Regions from separate parts of the Homo sapiens genome. Here region 1 is linked to region 2. The links are chromatin loops, found by intact Hi-C in ENCODE. Cell type or tissue: Calu3. All regions are shown on one strand. Each heading gives the region's core, and the rest is flanking DNA. Links, peaks and the distances in the headings are about the cores only. Region 1 overlaps IGF1R (insulin like growth factor 1 receptor). Region 2 overlaps IGF1R (insulin like growth factor 1 receptor).

The links. Peaks named below come from ENCODE experiments on the same cell type or tissue, not always from the same donor. Only the 100,000 strongest peaks of a DNase experiment are listed, where the experiment ranks them.
Region 1: a loop joins it to region 2, with 4 times the contacts of the local background. A loop is called at or near these places in 69 of 110 quality-filtered maps.

What each region holds. Positions count from the first base shown.
Region 1 is chr15:98,772,110-98,783,738 of GRCh38, reverse strand. All of the region lies in intron 2 of IGF1R (insulin like growth factor 1 receptor), which reads right to left. LOC124903560 (a long non-coding RNA gene) reads left to right here. Exons shown (of 2, transcript XR_007064772.1): 1 at 1-8,788; 2 at 9,880-11,629. Among named protein-coding and RNA genes, the nearest start is that of MIR4714, 6.5 kb to the left of the region's middle. RefSeq lists enhancers at 5,629-6,535, 6,536-7,443, 9,543-10,124, 10,125-10,707. In Calu3, for the core only: a CTCF peak has its summit at 3,963 (motif pointing left); a DNase peak (open chromatin) is centred at 3,948.
Region 2 is chr15:98,654,015-98,666,226 of GRCh38, reverse strand. All of the region lies in intron 1 of IGF1R (insulin like growth factor 1 receptor), which reads right to left. Among named protein-coding and RNA genes, the nearest start is that of IRAIN, 9.3 kb to the right of the region's middle. RefSeq lists silencers at 2,773-3,067, 6,773-7,067 and an enhancer at 4,144-4,954. In Calu3, for the core only: a CTCF peak has its summit at 6,809 (motif pointing right); a DNase peak (open chromatin) is centred at 6,816.

The DNA of each region.
Region 1 (11,629 bases), core at 1-8,000, 120 kb before region 2:
TATTGATAATTAGTAATAAACTAGCATAAACTAAAAAGTGAGTTCAATAAGTTGTATCTCTATATACTGGCAATGAGCAAAGAAATTAAATACTTAGGGTGTAACTCTACCAAAACATACACAGGACTACAAAAACTACAAAATGCTAATGAAGTAAATCAAAGAAAAACTAAATAAATGGAGGGACATGCCATGCTCATGGAATGTAGTACATTTACACCACAGAATACCATTCAGCAATAAAAAGAAACAAACTATTGATAAACACAGCAACCTGAATGAATCTATAAGGAATTATGCTGATGGAAAAACTTCAGTTCCAAAAGGTTACATACTATGAGTCTATTTACAGAACATTATTAAATGATAAAATTTTATATAGAGAGAACAGGTTAGTTTGTAACCAGGCATGAAGGAGAGAGGAGAGATAGAAGGGAAGTAGGTGTACCTTTGTGGTGATGACATATATCCTTACTATATTAACGTCAATATCCTAGCTGTGATACTGTACTAGTTTCACAAAATGTTACTATTGGAGGAAAATGGTGCATGGAATTACTCTTTATTATTTCTTGAAACTGCATGTGAATCTACAAGTATTTCAAAATAATTTTTTTAATGGGGGCAGGGGGAGGTCTCCCAACAACAAATAAATTAACTTGCCATCCTCCAGCAGCCTAGGCAGGCAGAGAGCTTCTCGCAAATCACAGCATCATGATGTTGGGCCATCCAGATGTAGAACATATTCAGCCTGTGTGCTGCCACTTCATCAGGAAGTCACAGCTCCAAAAAGGTTAATTTTTAAGTCTCTATTTAGAAATCCTATCTTTAAGCCACATTGCTTTCTTAGCTCAAGGACTATTTCAGTTGTAACAGTTTAGGATTATATACTATGAAAACAATAAAAGGAGATCTTAAAATGAGCAATTACAGTAATTAGCACAAAAGAATTTCTAAGTCTATTATTGAGCAACTTTCTGAAGGAACAAGACTATTTTAAACTAAAAGAATGCATACCCAAGACACGTTTATTGCAGAGTTATTTGTAATACTAAAAAACTGGAAACAACTAAATGACTAATTTGGAGTGATTAAAGAAATCATGTCCATCATTCCAGCTTTATGCAATGGTTAAAAATGCATAAAGAGCAGGTCCGCAAGCACTGACAATAATTATAAGCAAGGTAAATTATTAAGCTGAAAAAAGATACAGAACAATGCAAAAAGATAACCCCATTTAAGTATTTAAAATTATACAGTAGAACATATGCATATATAATATAAATAAATGAGAGAGTATTTTCAAAATTAGTTGTAATGAAGACTTCATGGGGAAGGGGATGGTGACATTTAAAATGTATTTTCATTGTAAAAAAAACATAAAAATCAGAATTTACAAATTTAGATTTCTATCAATCATGATTAAAATAAGATGTTTTCCACTTAATTCAACATGGTAAACAAAGCTGCTTCCTTTCATCCCAAAATGGACATATTCAGGTTTTTATCCAAATGTGTTACTGAGTTTTGTTTCTTCTTTAAAAGTGTCTAGATTAGGGACTCACAAATTCAATTCTTTCAAGGAATACTACATATTAACAGGAAAGTTATTTGCTCAAATAGGTTTGAGAAATGCTATTTAAAACATAAACAGGAGACCAAGGCAGGAGGATCACCGGAGTCAGGAGTTCACAAGCAGACAGGGCAACACAGCAAGACCCCATCTCAAAAAAAATCAATAGGAGGGAAATAAGTAATCAGCCTTTTGCTGGGCTATGAAAACATTTTAGGCCAGTGCATGAAAAGATGCTCAGAGGATTTCAGAGTTCAAGAAATGTTGGACTACATTAACATTTAATGTAGTCTTGAACCTTAAGACTCTTAAACCTGGAATATCACAATGCTGTCCAAATTATCCATCAAGTCTACAAAGACAGGAAATAGACTCAATATAGCCCCAGTACCCCGGCACAGTAATAGCACATGGTACATAAGGAGCATGTGACATGCATATGCAAATAAGAGGTACAAAATATGCAAGGTAGATAAAGTTCTAAGTAGTTTACATATTTGCCCTATCTTGTTTATACTATTTACCAAAAAAGGCTAAATGTTATTAACTCATTATTTCTATTCAAAAAGCATTTGATAAATAGCAGAAATTCAGTCAAGTACTTACTACTTTACAAAAAGCTCAGGTAAATAAATATAAATGGAAAACTGAGAAACTAGGTTCCACTATAAGCAGAGTCTTCACCAGCTATGGGTAGCTCTAATGGAACAGTAAAATCTTCTAATGGATTTAAATACGATCTGATGTGCGACATTAGTAATTTAATTTGGAGGGACATTTATTTCTAGCAAAAGTGATCAGGCAAGTCCCTTCTACACCCTAAAACCCATTTCTTTTTTGCCCCCAATTTTAAACCTGCCTCACTATTAAAGCTTCAAGACAAACTCTACAATCATTTTATCAAGCTCCAAACAAGCTGCAGAAGTACTAAAATTGTTTTTAAATTATAAATCAATTTGGGAAGAAGTGACATTGATAATATTCCAGTTTCTCACCTAGAGAAAATGGCATTTCGCTTCATTTAAATCTCTTTTTCTTTATTTTGAAACAGGGTCTCGCTCTGTCATCCAGGCTGGAGTACAGCGGCACAAATGTGGCTCACTGTAGTCTTGACCTCCTGGGCTCAAGTAGTCCTCCCACCTCAGCCTCCTGAGAAGTGGACATGACAATTGTATGCCACGACTCCCGGCTAAATTTTGTTTTGTTTTGTTTTTTAAGAGACAAAGCTTGCCATGTTGCCCAGGCTGGTAAATCTTCTTTTCTACATTGTTCAGTAAGATTGTGTAGATTTTCTGTAAATACATCCTACAAGTTTCCTATTAGAATTACTTCTTGTTATCTGGATTGTTTAATTAAAAAGAAATGCAGTTTTATTACTTCCAAAAACATTAAGCAATTCACTTATCTATCTAAACCGTAAGGAGATCCTTAAGGAGATAGACTGCCTAAAGTGAATAGTGAGGCATGATTTATAATTAGTATGTTAATTTCATCTGTAAATAGGAAACTATAAAACTTTTCAAGGTAGTTTAAAAAATTCCATCAAGTAGATAACATATTCACCTTACAATTTTATTTACTCTCTCTCTCTTTTTTTTTTTTTTTTTTTTTTTTTTGAGACAGAGTTTCATTCTTTTTGCCCAAGCTGGAGTGCAATGATGCAATCTTGGCTCTCCACAACCTCCACCTCCCGGGTTCAAGCGATTCTCCTGCCTCAGCCTCCTGAGTAGCTGGGATTACAGGCATGCGCCACCACTGTGGCTAATTTTGTATTTTTAGTAGAGATGAGGTTTCTCCATGTTTGTCAGGCTGGTCTTGAACTCTCAACCTCAGGTGATCCACCCGCCTCAGCCTCCCAAAGTACTGGGATTACAGATGTGAGCCACCACACCCGGCCTACTCTGTTAATTTAAACAACTATTAAATGAGACAATACACTGCAAAGCACTTAGAAAAGTGCCTGACACAGGAATAAGTTTTCTTTTTTCTTTTTTTATTTTATTTATTTTTTTATTATACTTTAAGTTTTCAATAAATGCGAATGTTTGTTATTACATAAATTTAAAAAAAAAAAATAGCCACCTGGCTCCATTCTTGGCCACAAACTCTGAAGAGGTGGAGTTAAAGTGTGTGAGGTATGTCGGATAACCTCCCATGCAAGTCACTACCACAGCTGACATCCCGGAGCCAGAGAACTTGATGAATGTCTTCAATGGTCACAGCTGAAAAGGGAACTAACTCCAGGTCCCCAGGCTGACTTGCCCTCCGAGCCTGGAGGGCAAACTCTGCTAATTAACTCTCTTTGCTTGGGTTCGCCTCTGTCATCTTCACCCCTGTGCCAACAGGCTATCTCCACAGATAGCCTGCTCTCGTGTGCCCTCTACTGGAGGGCTGTGGTTCCAGAGTTGCTCCAGCCTCGGACTCGGCTCCCCGCAGACGGAATGTCCTCCTCCAGGGAGAGGCTCGAGTCAAGTGCTAATGTGTTGTCAACCTCTGACTCCAGAGAAGCGGATTATATGATTTAATGATAGTTCCGCATCAGAAAAGATTTTGAAACGTGTAGCTCAAAACAGTAAAATTTCACAGTGATTATCTGAAACTGAAGTAGTCCAAACCGCTGACGGTGTAACCTGAGCAACTTGTTTTAACTCCTCTGAGGCTGTTTCCTCATCTGTACGGTGGGAATAGCAGTACTTACCTAACCAGGCTGAGGATTAAATGAATTAGTATCTGTAAAGTGCTTAGAATGGTACATAGCACAGAGCAGTGTTCTTAAATATTTCTTGAAAAAATTAATAAAGGAGAAGCCTACCTTAAACCTTCAGAGAAAATCTGAAGTCGAAATTTTTAAAAGCTAAATTTTAGAATCAATTGCATTTTAAAGTCATCATGAAACATGAGGTTGCTGCTACACAGTCACTTGTGCTGGATTATATAACAGGTGAAAACTTATTCTCTTGGGAATTTCCAGAACTCTGTGGCACAGCCAAAATACACCGACCTTGAATACATTGTTCTGGAACAAAGTGGATGTACTGAACACTGAATTGATGTTACTACTTCGTACCAAGCACACAGCACTGAATGCTCTCACGCTCAATTATCTGACAGTGATGCTAGTAAGAATAAAACATAATTTTTAATCTTATTTAAAATGTATTATGCACTCCCAGAGTACTTACAAGAAACTACTCTTCTGCTTTTCATGGATATCTATTCATAAGAAGAAAGACAGCTGGTTTTGGGGCTGGTGGTGGGTTTTTCCATTGTTTTCAAAAGACAGAGAGCTATGCATATGCTGACTTCCAAAGAGGCTATCATCAGTCACCGGAAATCCACAGAAAAGGTCACTGCCAGAGATCTGCCATGTGTGATCCACCCACTCTCACTTCAAGGCCACTAGCACCACTACCAGGCTGACACAAGGCCCCTGGGAAGGTGGCCCAGTGCAGGACAGACACAAAAGGGACCACAGTCAAGGAGCAGCCTTACTTTCTCACCTCACCCAAGATAGAGAGCTATGGGCCAAGGGAGGGGAAATCAGGATATGGCCACCCAGGCCAGGGCTGCCCCCACTCCTCAACCCTGCTCCCCTGGAGAAAGACCGTACTCTTATCAAGGGCCCTGTGGGTGACAAAGAGCTAGAGAGCCACTGTGACCACTGGGTTTCTGCACCATTTGGCTAATGAAAACCATGACCCTCTCTGGGTCTCAGTCTTCTCATCTGTGAAGTGGAAGGATAGGCAAAATGACATGAATAACAGAATGAGTGACTATAACCCAAGCCCACAGCTTAGTGTCAAGGATTGTGAGAACGAAGCAAAAGGCATCAAGCACTCTGAATTGTTCAAATAATGAAGATGATGCCCACAAAGACAGATAGAACATGCCTCAAAGCTTCTCAGTTTTCCTACGACTAAGATAACCAGTCACCATGTGGCATGACTCCGAGGACCACGTACAGGCTTTGCATCTTCTGTGAAGGCTTCAGTTGCCCTTGGGGATACATCGCCGTTCTGTCCACCAACACTCTCTCATGTTCTCAGGACATAATTACCTATTTCTGTTCTATCCTCACCCCCTAAAAGATTAGTCTAGAACCTGTTCTTATTAAGCTCTGCATTGTCATTGCTGAACACTCTGTCATGCAGTAGGTGCTCAATAAATATCTAACCCCCGTACACACATCAAAAACAAAAGAGCATCTATGGGTCTTTATACTGTAAGGTTTTACTTTCTTCTCCCCTACTTCCCTACTATTGGTCCCTCCATCTAGACCTTACGATCTGCAGTGGTCTACATTTGGGACCCTTACAGTAAACGTGTGCCACTTCTCTGAAAAGTCATGCAGCTGCTCCCAGCTCCGTCTCTGCATGACCAGGCAAGTGAGTGCAGACCTCATCTTACATCTGTGTGGTTCTCTTTTCTGCAGGCTGAAATGCTGCTCTCCCCATCAACTGTGAGGATGCACTTGCTGCCCTCTTGCCCACCAAGGTATGGGGCCTGGAGAGCTACGTTTGTGTCTGCTCTGACTTTGGACAGCCCCCACAGGGGTCATTCCCCGGCAGCTCATTCCATCACTGAGATGTGCTGAGATCCCAGAGCCGCCTGCACCCTTGAGGTTCCTCTTCGGTCATCATTCCTTGCTTGGACTTCTTTAGACGTCTAGAGACTTCCGAGGTCGGTGAGCAGACTGTGTCCTTAACCAGCATTTTGTTTCTCAGGGCCTCCCCGGGCCCCTCACCACCTCCCTCTCAGACTCCCAAACCCTGGAACTGAATTCAAGGCAACCTTCTTCCCTCTTTGAAAGGTTTAACAAACAGCGTCTCAACTTTAACCTTGGCAAGTACATTAACCAAGTTCCAGGTCACATGAATTAACGGATGGCCCACTTAAAACAAACCACACTGAGTAGCTACGAGGAATGTCTCCACTGCGGCAAGTGCAAAATCCAAGTGAAGGCCCTGATCAGCAAATTGAGCGTGCTTCAGGACACCCGCCCCTCCTGCCTGGCCCCCTGCCGCTGCAGCAACACATGTGAACTGACACGGTATCTGAGCACACCCCGGGAAACAGACCGCAGCCCTCCCTGGCGCCCAGTGATTACAGGCCAAGGCTGAAAGCAGCAACAAGAACCAAGAAACAAAGCCTTCTGTGAAACCAGAAACCACACAAGGTCACAAAAACAGCAAGAACTTGTAAATCCTGAAAACCCTTCAGTGAGGAATTTTCCTAAGCACCTGTGTCCAGCTCTGAAACAACAGTGGCTTGACACATACCTGAGACGATGAGAGCACAAATCCAGCCGCCCCTCCGGAAAGACCATTCAAGGTCACGGGCGTTTTAAGATGTGGTTCTCTTTTGGGCTTATCTGTGGAAAAACATCCAAGGCACAGACCAAACAGCTGCTTTGAAAACACACTCAAGACAGACCACATCCTTGCACACCGCTGTGGCCTCAGGTGAGAGGAGGTGGAGGTGAGGGCCGCCCAGCACCAATGTCTGGTAATGGCAGGTAGGGGAACTTCACATGCACCTATGTTATTTCAGAGCCTGGGCTCAACAGGGAGGTAGGGGGAAGGAGGGAAGAGGCTCTTAAAAATAATGCTGACAAAATCAAGTACCAAGAACACAAGTGTCCTGATAACTAGTAAGTTTCTTTTTTAAAGAAATAAAATCTGGCTGGGCGCAGTGGCTCACACCTGTAATCCCAGCACTTTGGGAGGCCAAGGCGCGTGGATCATCTGAGGTCAGGAGTTCAAGACCAGTCTGGCCAACATGGCAAAACCCCATCTCCACTACCAATACAAAAAATTAGCCCGGCATGGTGGCACATGCCCATAGACCCTGTTACTCAGAAGGCCGAGGCAGGAGAATTGCTGGAACCCGGGAGGCGGAGGTTGCAGTGACCTGAGATCACACCACTGCACTCCAGCCTGGGCGACAGAGTAAGACTCCATCTCAAAAAAAAAATAAAAAAATAAATAATAAAAAATAATTAAATTAAAATAAATAAATAAAAATTTCTCTTGCCCCTTCCACCCTCCCTTCGGGAGTTTAAGGAAAATCACCACAAAAGAGAAAACCAAAGTCAGTCAAAAGCTGCTTAAAGGATGTGCAATTACATGTGATTGAGAAAGTCTGTATGATTAAAGCCAGAAAGAAGGCTGCGTACTTGGCAAATACTAGGCACTGTATTTAGGCAAATATTCTTTCAACTATCAGTCTCTTCCTCCCACAACACACCTCCCTAATTTGCAAAGATTTGTTTAATAGACCAGTGGTTCTCAAAGTGTGGTCCCAGACCCCAAAAAGGATCACATGGGAACTTGACAGAAATGCAAATTCTCATCATCCAACCAGCCCGAGACCTGCTGAATCGGAAACCCTGGGGTGGGGCCCAGCCCTGTGAGCTTTAACAAGCAACCCAGGGGATTCTGACCTGGGAGACCCACTGTACTCTGCCTGGATCCTTCAGTGCGGACCAGGGACCCAGCACCAGCAGGGGCCACAGGCACAGAAGCCAGGTGTTGCTCTGATCCTTATAGCTGCAGAGGTGGCCAAAGACCCCTCCCCAGCTGCTTCCCCGACAAGTGGGGGCTTGGGACACATCCCAGGTGGCATAGCTGTGGTGGTGGCAGTGGTAGGAGGCCCAGGTTGAGACATGAGGGGAAGAACAGTGTCTAGGGCAACGGTCCCTGAACTTGTTTGCACAAGGTACTCACCCAGAAGCCTCGAAAACACGGATGCCCAGTCCCACCCCTGGAAATGGTGATTCAGTTGGTCTAGAGGTGGGGGTGGCAGCCTGGCTTTGGAATCGTCAAAGCTCCCCAGGTGATAATAATGTGCAAACAAGTTTAGATCTGCCTACAGTCTTGTGACTGTTAAAACAGAGATGGGGCAGGACACAAAAGGCACCTTCCATGTGGAGGTGGGGGGAACGAGGCAATGGTCCCGCTTGCTACAGCAGGGAGGACTTGGCCTGACCCAGCTGGGGGTCATCCATTTCTGAGTGCTCCAGGGGCCTGGAACCAGCAATGGCTTGATACACATGGACTCAGGTATTATAACCTATTTTCCCTCTAAGGACTCTGGGACTAAGGCAGGTTATTATTAACCTCCAAGTCAGACAACCTCCAGTGGAGCCAGGACTCAAACCTGGGACTGCCCAGCTGGAGAAGGAGTCTGGTTCCAGGTTCCTGAGCTACGTAACTAGTAAGTGAGACCCTACCTCCAGTTCCCTGATGTAATATCCAATAATGAGTCGAGTACTACTCATCTTCCTTTTAAATTTAATTGTGGGAAAATATCCATAACAAAATGTACCGTTTTAACCATTTTTAAGTAGAGTGCAGCAATGTTAAGTAAGTTCACACTGTTGTACAACATCACCGCCAGCCACCTCCAGAACTTTTTCCATCTTGCAAAAGTGAAACCATCACTCCACTCCCTTCCCCAAACCACCCCCCACCCCCCCACCACCGCAGCCATCATTCTGTTTTCTGTCTCTGAATGCGACTACTCCAGGGAACCTCATCTAAATGAAATCACATAGAGTATTTGTCCTTTTGTGACTGGCTGATTTCACCTGGCATAATGTCCTCAAGGTTCATTCACGCTGTTGCATGTGTCAGAATGTCCTTCCTTTTTAGGACTGAATAATATTCTATATTTCTTCTTAAAGAAACAATCCTCAACTTTAAAATCTAAACTCGATAGTCAAACCCTGCATTTTCCATGCCTAAAAGCATAGACACTGCAGTCCCTGTGCAATCAATGGTAAACACATCCTTCAGTCTTTTGTGGGGAAATTTGCAATATGTTCCCCATTTTTGATCTGTCTTGTGTTTTGGCCTCTAATTCAGACCAGAAGAATCTACTTTACAACTGAATCACAAGGGATCTGAGATGGGTGCTGTAGCCAACGTGACTTAACAGGCAGCATTTCTAAGCACAGGAGAGAGAGAACTTGATCTGATTTGAAGGGATTCAGGAAAGGCTCATAAAGCTTCAGTGAATGTCCCCCGCTTCTAAGATCCTCTTCTTTTTGTCACGGCATGATGTCTAAACCCACAGCATAGTTCTTCAGCTATTTCTGAATTGCTGAGATTAACCAAAAACCAATCCCAAAGAGATAAAAATAATTGATTCAAACTGAGTATACAATAAAGGGGATTTATTTCCTTAAAACTGGAAAAAATACAAAAATAGGGTAGGTTTCAGGCACAGTTTATTCTGGGCTACTACTGCGGTTGTCAGTGATTGTGCCAATCCTGTCTCTCACCCCACAATGGCTTTGTCCTTAGGCTGGCTTCCCCCCGGATCACAAGATGTCGTCAGACACCTACTGGAGCTATGTGGATCCTTATTCACACTCAGAGAGAGCACTGCTTCCCAGAGCCACCAAACCACAGTTCTGAGCAGCGTTCTAAGGGACCAACCTGAACTGTGGCCAGGAAATGCCTCCCTGCTGATTACAGTGTGGGGTACAGTCCATCTTTTGGGGGAGGGGAGGACGCTCGAATGCTAGTTGGGGTTAATTTCACTCAAAATGTGTGGCTGCTATGCAGTGCAGATAAGAGTGGTCCCCAGAACAAAATCTGGGCGCTGTGAGCAAAAGGAAATGGTTGCTGATCCATGTCCCCCAAGGCACCCCATGGCTCAAGTAATGCTCCGTGTTAATCCTTGTGCTGAAACTGCACATACTTCTTGAGAACGCCTTGTCTGGAGCGGTAAGCAATCTAGCATTTTAACTTCCCCTCAAGGAACTGATTTGTCCCTTGTGACCCCATTAATGTTTGCAGATGCCTTGACCTTCATTAATTACGGGAGTTTTTGTAAAGCTGAACATTGAGGCCAACAGCAGCCATACTTCTCTTTTAGGAAAATGGCAGCCACTCTGAGCCTCGAGGTTTACACAGCCCCCAACACTCTCTGGATGGGACTGTACATGCAGCACGGGGGTCATCTGAGCCACCAGCTACTCATCTTGTATAGAAACAAAACAAAAAAGAACTGAGTACAGTAACCAAGGAAGAAAATCATAAAAGTTCACACGCTGGAAACAACTTTCTAATTCTCTTATCTATACTTGGCCACAGATGAGCTAAGAATCATCACCAGTAGTTAACTCAAGAGAGGCATGCAAATATGTGGTAAGATGCTATAATTTTGAGGTTAGAAAATAAATCCATGTATTTATAACTTAAATAGTGATTTGAATCAAGGAGTATTAATGGCTGTACCCTTAGAAAAAGAATGATTCTAACCACTTACCCTTCAGCACCCAACCCCTATCAAAAGCAAACATATTCTGTGATAACAAACATCGTAATATCATCTTTATTTGTCTGCCCTGGAAAAAACACCAAATCATGACTGGTGTTCCTGTTATTGATTCCTCCCCAACAAGGAAAAAAAAAAAGTGACCTTTTGGCTGGGCACAGTGGCTAGTGCCTATAATCTCACCTCTTCAAAAGTAAAAAAAAGTTAAAAAAAAAAATTAGCTGGGCGTGGTGGTGTACATATACAGTTCTAGCTGCTAGAGAGGCTGAGGGAGGAGGACTGTTTGAGCCCAGGAGTTCGAGGCTTCAGTGAGCTATGATTGTGCCACTGTGCTCCAGCCTGGCCAACAGAGACCTAATTCTTAAAATAATAATAATAATAATAATAATAATAATAATAATAATTTTTAAGTGACCTCTTGAATGAAGTCTTCCTTCATGTTTATTTTTTACAAACCTTTCTTAGGTTCAGAACAGCTTGTTCAATATTAATTCCATAGAACAGAGCCGACCACACTATGAGAACTCAATTTGAAAACAACAGTATATCAAAAATATCAGTGATTTTCAAAAAATTCCTCTTTTCCAGACTAGAAATTATTAATCAAAAAATTATGAATTAGTAGTTTTTAGTAAAGTTGGTATTTCACCAATTTTGTTAAGTCAGAAAACTCCTTATAAACACCTGTTTCATGTTTTCAGAAATTTTCAAATGATTCCACAGTTGCTACATGGTCAATAAAGAAAAACTTCATGCTTTTACTTCAATTAG
Region 2 (12,212 bases), core at 2,227-10,226:
CTATGCTTGCTATCATCTGGTGTTTTTGGTAATAGCCATACTAATGAGTATGAAGTACCAATTGTGGGTCTGACTTACATTTCACCAATGACTAGTGACTTTCAACATCTTTTCATGTGCCTATTTGCCTCAAGTAGTAAGTTTTAAATCAAAAGAATTAACCCCTCCTCCTAAGAGACCTCTCATCACAGAAAGCAAACAGTAGTATCCTTACCTACTAGCATTGTTAAATTGGTTAGTCTGGGCTCAAAACACTTTTGTTTTCCTTGCAAATACCACCATAGGCAATATTCGCTTAGCAAGACCATTCAAGTCCATCTACCAAGTTGCCTAAACAGGACTAACCTTGAATTCTGGTCTCAGGAAGACCTTGTGCGATCCAGGGAGCAGAGCAAGAGAGCAGCTCCTTCTCGCACCATCCTGCATCAGGCAACACACTGCAGCTGGCTTCCCACCTGACTGAAGCCTTCTCCTGTTCTGGCAGCCATGGGCCGCTCCAGCTGGGGATGCTCATCCTTGCAAGCAGCCATCCACGCACAAAGGGCACAGGTTCTCAGGGTTCTCCACATTCAATTTAAAATACCCTAATTTGTGTTGCAGATACTTAATCTAAGTGTTTTTCAGATCCTGTGCCCTAAATTTTGGCTGGAAACATAGTCCCACTCACATCCCTCATGCTCGTGACCAGGCTCTTCCCCAGGCCACATGACCCCCAATTACCTCCCCCTCCTTGAAGAAGGAAGAGACTGAAGGGCGAAGGGACATCCACAGTTCACATTGATAACGCAAATGATCCATCACCATGGCCTCAAAAGGGCCTTGGAATCCAAATGACCCACTTACTGGAGGAGGATGCTTCAAACGGAGGCAGATGCAGAGTCAGGAGGGAGACAGGGACAGAAAAGGAGGAAGCTGTGCTGCTATCCCCAGTGGAGCGCTTGTCAAACTCTCTTTACAAGAAATGAAGCTGGGTTCCTGCCGGGCGCGGTGGCTCACGCCTTTAATCCCAGCACTTTGGGAGGCCGAGGTGGGCGGATCACAAGGTCAGGAGATCAAGACCATCCTGGCTAACACGGTGAAACCCCATCTCTACTAAAAATACAAAAATTAGTGTGGCAGCGGACGCCTGTAGTCCCAGCTGCTGGGGAGGCTGAGGCAGGAGAATGGCGTGAACCCGGGAGGTGGAGCTTGCAGTGAGCCAAGATTGCGCCACCACACTCCAGCCTGGACGACAGAGCGAGATTCCATCCAAAAAAAAAAAAAAAAATGAAGCTGGTTCCTAATTCTGCAGTCAAAAAAAAACGGCAAATGTAGCTAGGAGCAAAACATCAGAATCAATACACACCCAAAGGGTATTTTTTTTTTTAAAGGAAGTAAATAACTTCTAATGCGTATTTCCTCTATCCTTAGCAACAATAGTATCAGCTAACTCCTAGTGTTTATAAACCCTAGGTTCTAAGAAATGTGTATGTATTCACTCATGAAGTATTGGTAACGATCCTCCAAGATGGGTGACACTTTTTTTTTTTTTTTTTTGACATGGAGTCTCACTCTCGCCCAGGCTGGAGTGCAGTGGCGCGATCTTGGCTCACTGCAACCTCCAACCTCCAACCTCCAACCTCCAACCTCCACCTCCCAGGTTCAAGTGATTCTCCTGCCTCAGCCTCCTGAGTAGCTGGGATTACAGGTGCATGCCACTGTGCCTGGCTAATTTTTATATTTTTAGTAGAGACAGGGTTTCACCATGTTAGCCAGGCTGGTCTCGAACTCCTGATTTCAGGTGATCCGCTCACCTCGGCCTCCCAAAGTGCTGGGATTACAGGCATGAGCCACCGCACTCGGCCTGATGGGTGGCATTATCTTCCATTTTACAGATGAGGAAAGGAGAGCAGAGAGGGTCAATAACGTGCCCCGGTACAATGCATCAGTAGACTTCTAATTCTCCAACCCTCATCTCAGAGGGGAATGGTGTCATGAAACAAGACTGGGGGGAAAAGGGAGAAGGCCTGCTTTCTAGTCGAGAAAAGCGGAGACCGTCTGAAACTCTACTTGCTCCAACAGGTGAACGTGATTGAAAATTCAGAATTCACTCTCCTAATAGCAGGAAAGTGTTACAAAAGCCCACAGGCCAAATGATACCACCCTCCCAGGAAGTCTCTTGCAGAACTGTGTTTTTTAATGTTATTTGTCAAGTGAAAACAGTTACAGTGGCAGAACAGGCAGCACCCAGAGAGTGGCACTAATCGTGGGCTAAGGATGGGCAATTGCTTCTCATCAAGAACCACAATGTGTCCAGTCAATTTACAAACATAAATCAACACAAGTTCAAAAGCACCAGTAGCAAAGTCCAGGCCTGGATGTGAAGCTGGCACCCCTCTTTAAACAAACTGTTCCTCTTCACTTGCATGGTAAGGACTGGAAAGAGCCCTGCCGCGTTGGCCAGCTCTTCAGGGTAGCGGGGGCCACCGCCCTCTCCCAGCCTCGGGAAGCCCAAGGCCACTGCATCAGCCTGGCCCAGCCCAGAACCAGCCTCGGGCCCAGCCGGCCCAACTCAGAAAAAGGCAGGGGTCAGTCTCCAGCCTGGACTCCTCTAAAAATCAGAAAGCAGTGCCCCAGCAAACGAACAACAACAGCGCTCACCTGAAACAGTTTCACCTTCATTTTTAGAGGAGAGGAACACAATAGGAGGGCGTATTACTCCACGGGTTTTAACCCTAGCCCTTGATGCTACCAGGTATCCATGATGCCCCTAATAAAGGTGACAGTTCCTCCACTTTTCTAACATCCAGCTATTCTTTAAAAAAGTTGAACACTGCAGTTTCCGGAGAACTTTGCTATGTGAATTGCCTCACTGCAGGTGTGCTCTCCCCTAGCTCTCTCCATTCCATGCCTTAAAAGTGCCAGGTGTCTCCTCGGGAGCTGCCCTGTGCTACCGCCCCCAGTCCTGCAGCCAACCTGTTTTGCGGGTCCTGCCTCTCCATCAACTGGGACTGCTCTCTCGACAAACCACCCCAGCCCACAGCTCCTCTGGCAACCCAGCCCCTCACACCGAGGACCCATCTCACCAGTCACCTCCCTCAGCTGGGCCAACCTGTCCAGTCCATTCCTGCTTCCTGGTCTCAGGTCTAGAGACAAGACTTCCCTCCCTGAGCCTGTCCTCACTGCCTCCCTCATCTATACCATCACTGGCTCACACCGGGGTGTCTATCTGTCCCCCAATCCTGACTCCATCGAGAGACCAGAGCAGCCTCCCCAGAACACCCTTCTCAGCGGGTCCACTGCAATGGTGCAAAGGTTTCAGCGCTCCTCATTCTCTAGCCAGCAGTCAATTCCTTCCCACCACACAAACACCGGATTCTGACACCCTCTCCACTCCATCAGTGCACACTGCCACCCACACCACACATGGTCCCTTCCTCTCCTGGGGAGCTGCCTCCTTGGATCTTGAGAGTCAAATATTTAGGGCACACTAAAGTCAGACATCCTCCTTAAAGCTTCTCAAGCCATTCTGCAGTTCCGTGACCCCACTGCCTGCAGCCCACATACTTCTCTCCGGTCAGCATCCCATAACTTAGCACTAAACTCATAGCATCTGTTACTCTCCACCAGTAGTTGAGTTTTCCCAACTAGACAACAAGCTCGAGTAAAAAAAAAAAATCATATTCTTTCATATGCTTTCCATGGAGCAGAGACCACTGGAGGCCCTCAAATAATCTAGATATCAGAAACAGGGTTCCATACTCTGTCACCACTCACCTTCCACTCCCACTCCCCTTCCACAGATAGGGACATGACCTTGAACCAGTCAGCCTGGTTAACCTAAAAACCCATTCTCTTCAGGCACAGAGAAGCAAGGTGGTTACTTAGTGGTTTCAACAACTGACCTGAGACTCAGACGTCCGGGTTCAAACCTTTCACTGTAGATGTGCAAAAAAAGACCCTCCTTGGCCAGCCACAGTGGCTCACATCTGTAATCCCAGCACTATGGGAGGCCGAGGTCGGTGGATTGCTTGAGGCCAGGAGTTTGAGACCAGCCTGACCAACATGCCTAAACCCCGTCTCTACTAGAAAAAAAAAAAATTAGCCAGGCGTGGTGGCACACGCCTGTAATCCCAGCTTCTTGGGAAGCTGATCCACAAGAATTGTTTGAACCTGGGAGGAAGAGGTTGCAGTAAGGCAGAGGTTGCAGTGAGCGGAGATTGCACCACTGCACTCCAGCCTGGGCAACAGAGCAAGACTGTCTCAAAAAAAAAAAAAAAAAAAAAAAAAAGGGCCCTATTCAACTGGCAGCAATTCCCCAGTGTTGTGGGGAAGGAGGACTGGAGGCCCCAGAGAGAGCCCACCAGGGCCACCCACCATGAGGAGGAGAAAAAAAGAGAAAAGCATCCATTTATTGGATGCTTTCTATTTGCCAGGTTTGCTGGGCAGCTTGGATACATTATCTATTGCTAATTCTCATTGGCATCCCTGCTAGAGCAGTGTTATTCCAATCACAGGCAGAGACACTGAGGCCTGGAGCTCCCTTTCCAACATGCCTCCATGCGTGGGAGAGAGGGAGACAGTGAATTGTTTGAGGGGACAAGGCTTCAAAGGAAGCCCTGCACATATGCAAACCGCACGGAGAAGAGCAGAGCAAAGACAGGCCAGGCTGTCCAGCTAAGTTCACATCCAGCCGGTTCAGCATTCACATGAGAATTTCACAAGATGCTTTTTTACAAGCTACTCTTGAATATTAACATTCCAGCTTCAAATGATTATGTTTACATTTTCTGCAAGAAATATCCCACCCCACTCCTCGGAAGAGGAGACTTTAAGGATAATTTCTAAGGTGTTCATTAAGTTCAGGAGTCCCCTTGACACCAACCTAGACAAGTAAGCTTTCTTCTGTCCAGAGGTCGGGAGCTGGCCTCACCGTCGCCCTACCAGGACACTGTCAAAGGCCTTCACCAGCAACCAAAACCGGCAGGGTTGGAGAGGGTGCTTCAATGATAGAGAGACCTGTAAGACCTTGCTACTGTCCCTCCCAGGAGTGAGGCAAAAGCTTACTGGCCTCACCAAGAAAACAATGCAAAAAATAGAAGCCAACTTCCATACGTGGTGATTCTGCTTGTTCCAACCACATCTCCCTCAAATCTCCATCTCTCTCTCTGCCTAGTATCTTGAGATCTGAAGGCTGGAAGGGCCTGTGAAATGACCTAGGTCCACCCTGTAACTCAAGGTCAGCAGGTGTGCAAGTACCCTACCCACCCAACTTTCTGAGATGCCACCCTGGCCCTCTGCACCAGGCCACTCCGGAGACCACCAGGCAGCCGAGTCCAGCCTGCAGATGCTTCCTCCTCAGGAACCCAGCTCCAAGAGGGTTTAAAAGCACACTACAGACATAAATCGGTGCCAATGAATTATTCATTACATCTTATCTATAGGGAACTTATGGAACAAAGTCTCCATCCACAGGGATGAGGTGATCTTGACACAAGGCCAGACTCACAAATTACCCTTCCAGGAGTTCTAATTTTTTTTATTCACCTCAATGTGCAAAAAGCCTAATCAAACAATGATTTTAAAGATAATTTTATTGCTTTCAAGTTCCATGCAGCAGTAACTGGTGTGATAAAATGTTTTGGCTAGCAGAGGTGCAATGATCAGATGAAAATAAATTTGTTGTACAAAGAAGTGCTTCAAAGTGAATGGCGAGTATCCCTTTAAGAAGTCTTCCGTTTCTTCAGCTCCTCCTATGCACCAGGCACTGGGCCACCTCCTGGGAATTCAAAGATAACCAAGGTACCATTCCCCTCCCCAATGGTGGGGGAAAGCAATATGGGGGAGATGCCCAAATAGGAGGTATAGCAAGAGACCACAGGAGCTCAAGTCAGTGCAATCATTCTGCATGCAGAATCAAGGCCAGAGAGAGGGTGAAATTACAGCTAACTCTTAAAGGAGCTTGCCAGAGGGCAAGCTGGTAGTATTGTTTGCTATTCCAAGCAGAGGGGCTTCCACCTGCCAAGACAAAGAGACACGAATGAGTACAGCCTGAACTGTTCAAAATGTCTGGGAGGAAGGGAGGCTGAAGTTCTCTCTCAGACAGCCAAACAAAGATTTCCGAATTAAAAATAATAAAAGGCAATCATGGGGAAACAGGTTTAAGGCTTTTGACACGTAAAACTGAATAACCAGCTATATATTTTGTGTAATCTCAGCAAGAAAGATTCTGAAAATATCAATAAAACATGAAACAAAATACATAAAATTAGCTAGCGAAATATAGACGGTGTGGGACCTAACACAACACTGGATGTATTTATTCTTATTCTCTGTGAGTATTTCTGGCTGGCGAGCATCTTAACCACATAGAATAGCCAAAGGGGAGAGAGAAGAGAATGAAAGTGTTACTACCTGTTTAAATAGAGCAATGGAAGGTAAATCTTGCTGTATTTTTCCAAATGAAATCAGTAGTGTTTTTTTAATCTCTAATCTCAAATATTTTGGAGCTTTAAATTTATTAAAGTCCTGTAAAATTATCTTAAAACTCTAACTGTAAAAGACACACTAGGTGTTAACAGCTCTGCCATGGAGTTGCAGTGCGCCTGTCTGCATCACTTAGGAAGACCCTAATTCTCTCAGGACAGCTCGCACTGACACAGTAGAGTAACCTTAATCCAAAACTGTAGCCCAGTGATTTCTACAGAAGTCTGTAGTATCCACATTTTCTTGCAATCAGTCCCCAGGAAGCAAGCCAGAGAGTGGGTTGGGATCGCTATCTTCCTCCTTGGGGCACTATTAATTCAGTCACCTAATATGCTGAATTTCCCTTCTGGCCACTAGATGGAGCCTATGCATAGGCGAGATGGGCAAAGTGCACACTGGACACCTCTCAGGTGTGAGCAGAAATTGACAAATGACAATATTAAGGGAGAAAGTGTAATAAACAGATCTCTGAAATGGAAGGCAAACTGCAGGGGGATGACCATCGTTTACTGAAAAAAAAAATCACAACTGTTTAATAAGCAACATGCCATCTTGTTAATAAACACCTTAGCAAAATAAAGTTTTATTATACATTTATTGAGCACCTATGTGCCAGGTTCTATAACATATTTAAATGGCAAGGACAATCAAACATCAAGTAAGCCTTATATTTCTATCCAAAGAACATCTCTGTTCGAGGATGTCACAACCCTAAGAACAGTAGCAGTTGAAGTCCAAGGGCTTAATACCAGGTGCCAGGTTCTATTCTAGGCACTTGACATGTGTACGAATTTGATTTCTATGAATGTTTAAAGTAGATTCTATTAAAATTATAATTTCACAGATGAGGAAACTGAGGCACAAGAAGATTAAATTATTTGCCTGAGAGCTTAGCTACTGAAGAGCTGAGATTCAAACCAGCCACTTTGGCTCCATGGTCCTAATAAAATTACAAGCAAGGAACAAGACAAATCACTGTCAACCAGCAAAACCGTGGGTTATGAACTCAAAAGGAGTAATGGGAAAGTAGATCTATACAAGTTAGGGAAATCCCAAAAACCTTCAAGAAGGAAGAGGAATTTGACTTGGAAATGTAAAGATGGCATCTCTGACCTATTCAAACCACAGAAAAGGCATATGGGGGAAAGGAATCACCTGACTTAGCGTGCTGCCTTTTGAAAGTTATGATCTTGTCCCTATTTTACAGATCCACCTGGAACTTGGAAATTATTTCAATTTAAAAAACCTATTCTATTTCCTCACAATTTTTCTGACTTTGGTTTTCTAAACCTGTTAGAAAAGGTTTTCATTCTGTTGTTTAGTGAGAAAAGGAGAAATGTCTCCCCCAAATATTTTTAAGTCTCCGCATTTCTATCAAGACTCAGAAAAGTTAATAACTTTAGGACCAAAGAACTAATTGGCAGCTAAGGAGAAACTAAAGCTATGGTGACCTTCCTGTGTTCTTAAGCGGCACTTTCTGCTATTCAGTATTGAGGATGGAAGGAGAAGTAGCAGAGTAGTGAAGAGGAAAAACATTCTCAGCTATGGAAACAGCAGAAGCAAAAACTTGAAGACAGGCATAACACAGCTTCCTTTCCATCAAGCTAATGCACAGATGCTGGGGAGTACCAGGAACTAACAGTGGATCCCTACAGCACAGGATTACTAAGGACCTGTTTCATTACTTGATTCTAAGGACCCTGGACTTGATCCTAGGACCACAAGAGGCACGTTCTGAGTATTTGGAGCTGGCAAGTCCATCAGACTAAGGGAATGGTACAGGAACTGGTTCAGAGGCCAACTCAGCATGTAGTCAGAGTCAATGCAGGTCTGCACTGGACCAGGCTGGATCCCGGAATAGGGGTCAATCTGAGCGATTTCAAGTGACTCAGTGAGATCGAAAGGCAACATTCAATTAATGAGTCTCCCCAGAAAAGGACAGGCTGCAGAACTGAAACTGAACAAATTCCATCCTGAGCCAATCTCTGTTGCTGAAAATTTTACTGAGGTGCATGTGAGAAAGAAAATCCCAATTGTATCACCTGACGAAGAAAGGCTACCATAACAAAAGTTCTGTACCTACGACTACACGATATCATGTTGTGACCTAACATATGCAGTGAACTCATTATCCACAGAAATCAGACAACAGAACTAAGGGAAGCCTCACAGCAGATCTCCCTCTGCTGCTACTGGTCTCTGTGTTCATTTGTTTTCGTGGCAATCTGTGCTTCTCTTTAAAGTCCTGAGTCTGTAAGCTTGTGTATTATCCCACTAAAATGAGACTCAGGGAAATTAGGTAAAGAGAATAAATACAGGACAACACAGATAAATGTGGACACAACTGAGAGGGATTTTACAATCTAGACAGAATTAATAGCTAATGACTTAGAAAACACTTTGTAAGCTGATGCAGTCAATTGGATCATGGGCTCCTACCTGGAATTTCTCTCCATGCTTCCTACTTTTTCCAGGAAGTTATCAAAGGTCACTAAGACGCTTTGAATTTGGGGAAAACTCCTACAAATAAATTCATCTCTCCCTAATTACCATTAGACTTCTGTTCTTTAAAGTTCTATTGACTAAACTTTGGCTGACTTAAATTGGTGATGTCTCATTTACGTAATCAAGCACATATTCCCAATAACCAACTTTACAGAGACTAACCACGACTATATTTTTTACAGCAGAGGACAAGCTGAAAGCAATCACAATGTATCAGGAAAAATTTCAAGTTATGCTCTATAAAATATTTATGCTCTAACAACTATCAAAATATATTTGTTCTCCCATGTCAAGAGTAATTTTTAAAGTGGTATTTATTTTTAAACTGACAAATAATTCCAAAGCCAGTTTGAGAAAGCTAGTGCCATGTTAAAAAGAAAATGGTTGAACAAAAGTATACAAAACAGCAACAACAATGTATTTCAAACTCGCAGAATTTGGACGATGGACGGATGGATGGAGATACACAATTCTGAACAAACGGCATTCGTATTATGTAACTCTTACTGAAGTAGAGACCTATGGTATTAAGGGGGCTAAGACTGAGGAGTGAGATAAAACAAAGTTTCAAACTCCTCCCCGCAAGAACTTTCTGGATTAGCAAGACTACTTTCTAAAGTCTTTAAAATATGCAAAAAAACAAAAAAAAAATGTTTTCCAGACTATTACCAGGTGAGCAATTTATTTTTATATATGTATTTTGTGTGTGTGATGGAGTCTCGCTCTGTCACCCAGGCTGGAGTGCAGTGGCATCATCTTGGCTCACTGCAACCTCTGCCTCCTGGGTTTCAGCAATTCTCCTGCCTCAGCCTCTCACGTAGCTGGGATTATAGGCACGGGCCACCACGCCCGGTTAATTCTGGTATTTTTAGTAGAAAGGGGGTGCACCATGTTGGCCAGGCTGGTCTTGAACTTCTGACCTCAAGTGATCTGCCCACCTTGGCCTCCCAAAGTGCTGGGGTTACAGGCAGGAGCCGCTGTGCCCAGCCAGGTGAGCAGTAAGGTAGGCCCAGCTATCGCTGCAGTGTGTGATGGCCCCATCCACAGGTGTGCACATCTTCCCCATGTGACTAGCCAGCCGCCCCACTACTCCAAAGAATGTGAATGCTTCAAGACCACCAACCACCAAGTGAGCTCCATGGACACAAGGCCCAACAACTTATATTGCAATCGTAGGTGTTCATCCCTCACCATAAAAGAAACTACTTTCTGTTGTGGTCCAGTGAAAACAGAAGAGCAATCTATGAGTTTACAAATTCTTGTAGGCTGGGGGCGGTGGCTCGCACCTGTGATCCCAGCCCTCCGGGAGGCCGAGGTGAGTGGATCGCTTGAGTCCAACCTGAGCAACATAGCAAAACCTCGTCTGTACTAAAAATACAAAAAATTAGCCAGGCATGGTGGTGTGTGCCTGTAGTCCCACCTACTTGGGAGGATCACTGGAGCCTGGGAGGTCAAGGCAGAATCAAGCCGTGATCACACCACTGCATTCCAGCCTAGGTGACCAGAGACCCTGTCTCAAAAAAAAAAAAGAAAAAAAAATCTGTAGTCCAGGGCAGGAAAAAGAAAAATTTTAAGCTTGCTTACTAGTTTGTTTCGTTTTATTTTTTTTTTTAATAAACATGGCAGTAACATCTATAGTTTGACGGGTATCTTTAAAAACTTATGGTAAGACATTTTACAGTATCAAATAATTTCTAAACCTAAAGAACTGCATCCAGTAAGTACTCAACATGTATTTACTGTGGAAGAAAAGAGGGAGGGAAAACGACTATTTCTCAGTTCAAGTAAGGAAATATCAGTTTTTCCTTAAGATTTGAAAATAAAACATAAGTAAAGCCGGCATCAGTGGAAAAAAAGGGAGAGAAATCTTCAAAAATGGTATCTGGGACTTTCAAACGAGTAAAATTGACCATTTAAAAACTTAGTCTTCAAAAGTCCAAAAGTCTCAAAATCAAAGGTATTGTTAATACTTTGAGTCAAATAAAACCAAAGCAATTTAACAAAAGAAAACATCATGCCGAGGAAGTATGCTTCTCTTGAGATAACAATCTAACTTGTTTTAAAGATCCTTTGTTTACTAACCATTTTATATTCCAAATATATGTTCCTTCCTCAGAACAAATCAATTCTTTTCCAGACCCTCGGGGATGGGGGTGCAGGCATGAGGGGATGTGTACATATATCAAAGTTTTAATCTTTTCAAATAGTGGAACTCAGTTATGCTTCCCAAATGTCAACAGGTCTCAATGTCCACAAACACTGGGGCTGCTACCCTCCCCCATCCCCACTTAAAGCCACATCACATCTTTACAAATAACTGGAAAACCTCCTCTTGCTAAGCTGATGCCAAACACCATTTTCCAGGAGGGATCAGAGTGCATCACTCATTAGGCACTTTGTTGTCTCTAAAGTGTTCAGAATTTTCCTTCAGAACATCTCAGACTGGAAATCAAGAAACTATATCCGTAACATGTGTGCAACTATTATATATTTAGTACAATTGAGAAGAGCTCATCCCCTGGACTCAGCACCTGTCCTAAGCTGGCTAAGAAAAGCAGTTCAAATCAAGTTCGCCCACAGGCGCAAATACCTCTTCCATGAACTAGGTCTGATTTTTAAATGAGTTTTGAAAACAAATTGGGGAAAATCACAACCTATAAAGAAATGTATCTTGTATGCTTTACAATTAAAAAACAAAAACTTTCAGGATTTGTCTCCTCACTCTTACTCCCTCACGCTTTTAAAAACACCAAGTTATTTACAAATTATAAAATGCCCTGAAATTATGAATGCTTCCTGATTTCTAGAAAGCTAACTAAGCAATATGTAATCCAGAAAACTTCTGAAATAAGTTCCATCTTTCTTACAACTCAAAACATGCTATGCAACGTTCATGTACACACCTGTGACTCCTAATTTTTGGAAAAAGGCAACTACAACACTGCAGTTTGTAAATCACAATTGCCATATCCAATGTTATAAAGAAGACAGTGCCGCCAGTCAAGATGGGTTAACATCACCTGTATGTCACAGTCTACAGTGACATCCCAATATAACGGAAAGCACCAATGAGGCAAAAAAGGTATAGGGTAAAGGCTTCTGATGAACAACACTAGAGTCCTAAGTCTACAGAAATATTTTTAAAAGAACCTTTAAAATGCTAACTACTGTCTACTTGAAAACTGCACCCTATACTGAGTCTGAAAAAAAATCTGAATTTCAAGAAAGGTGGTTTCATGCAA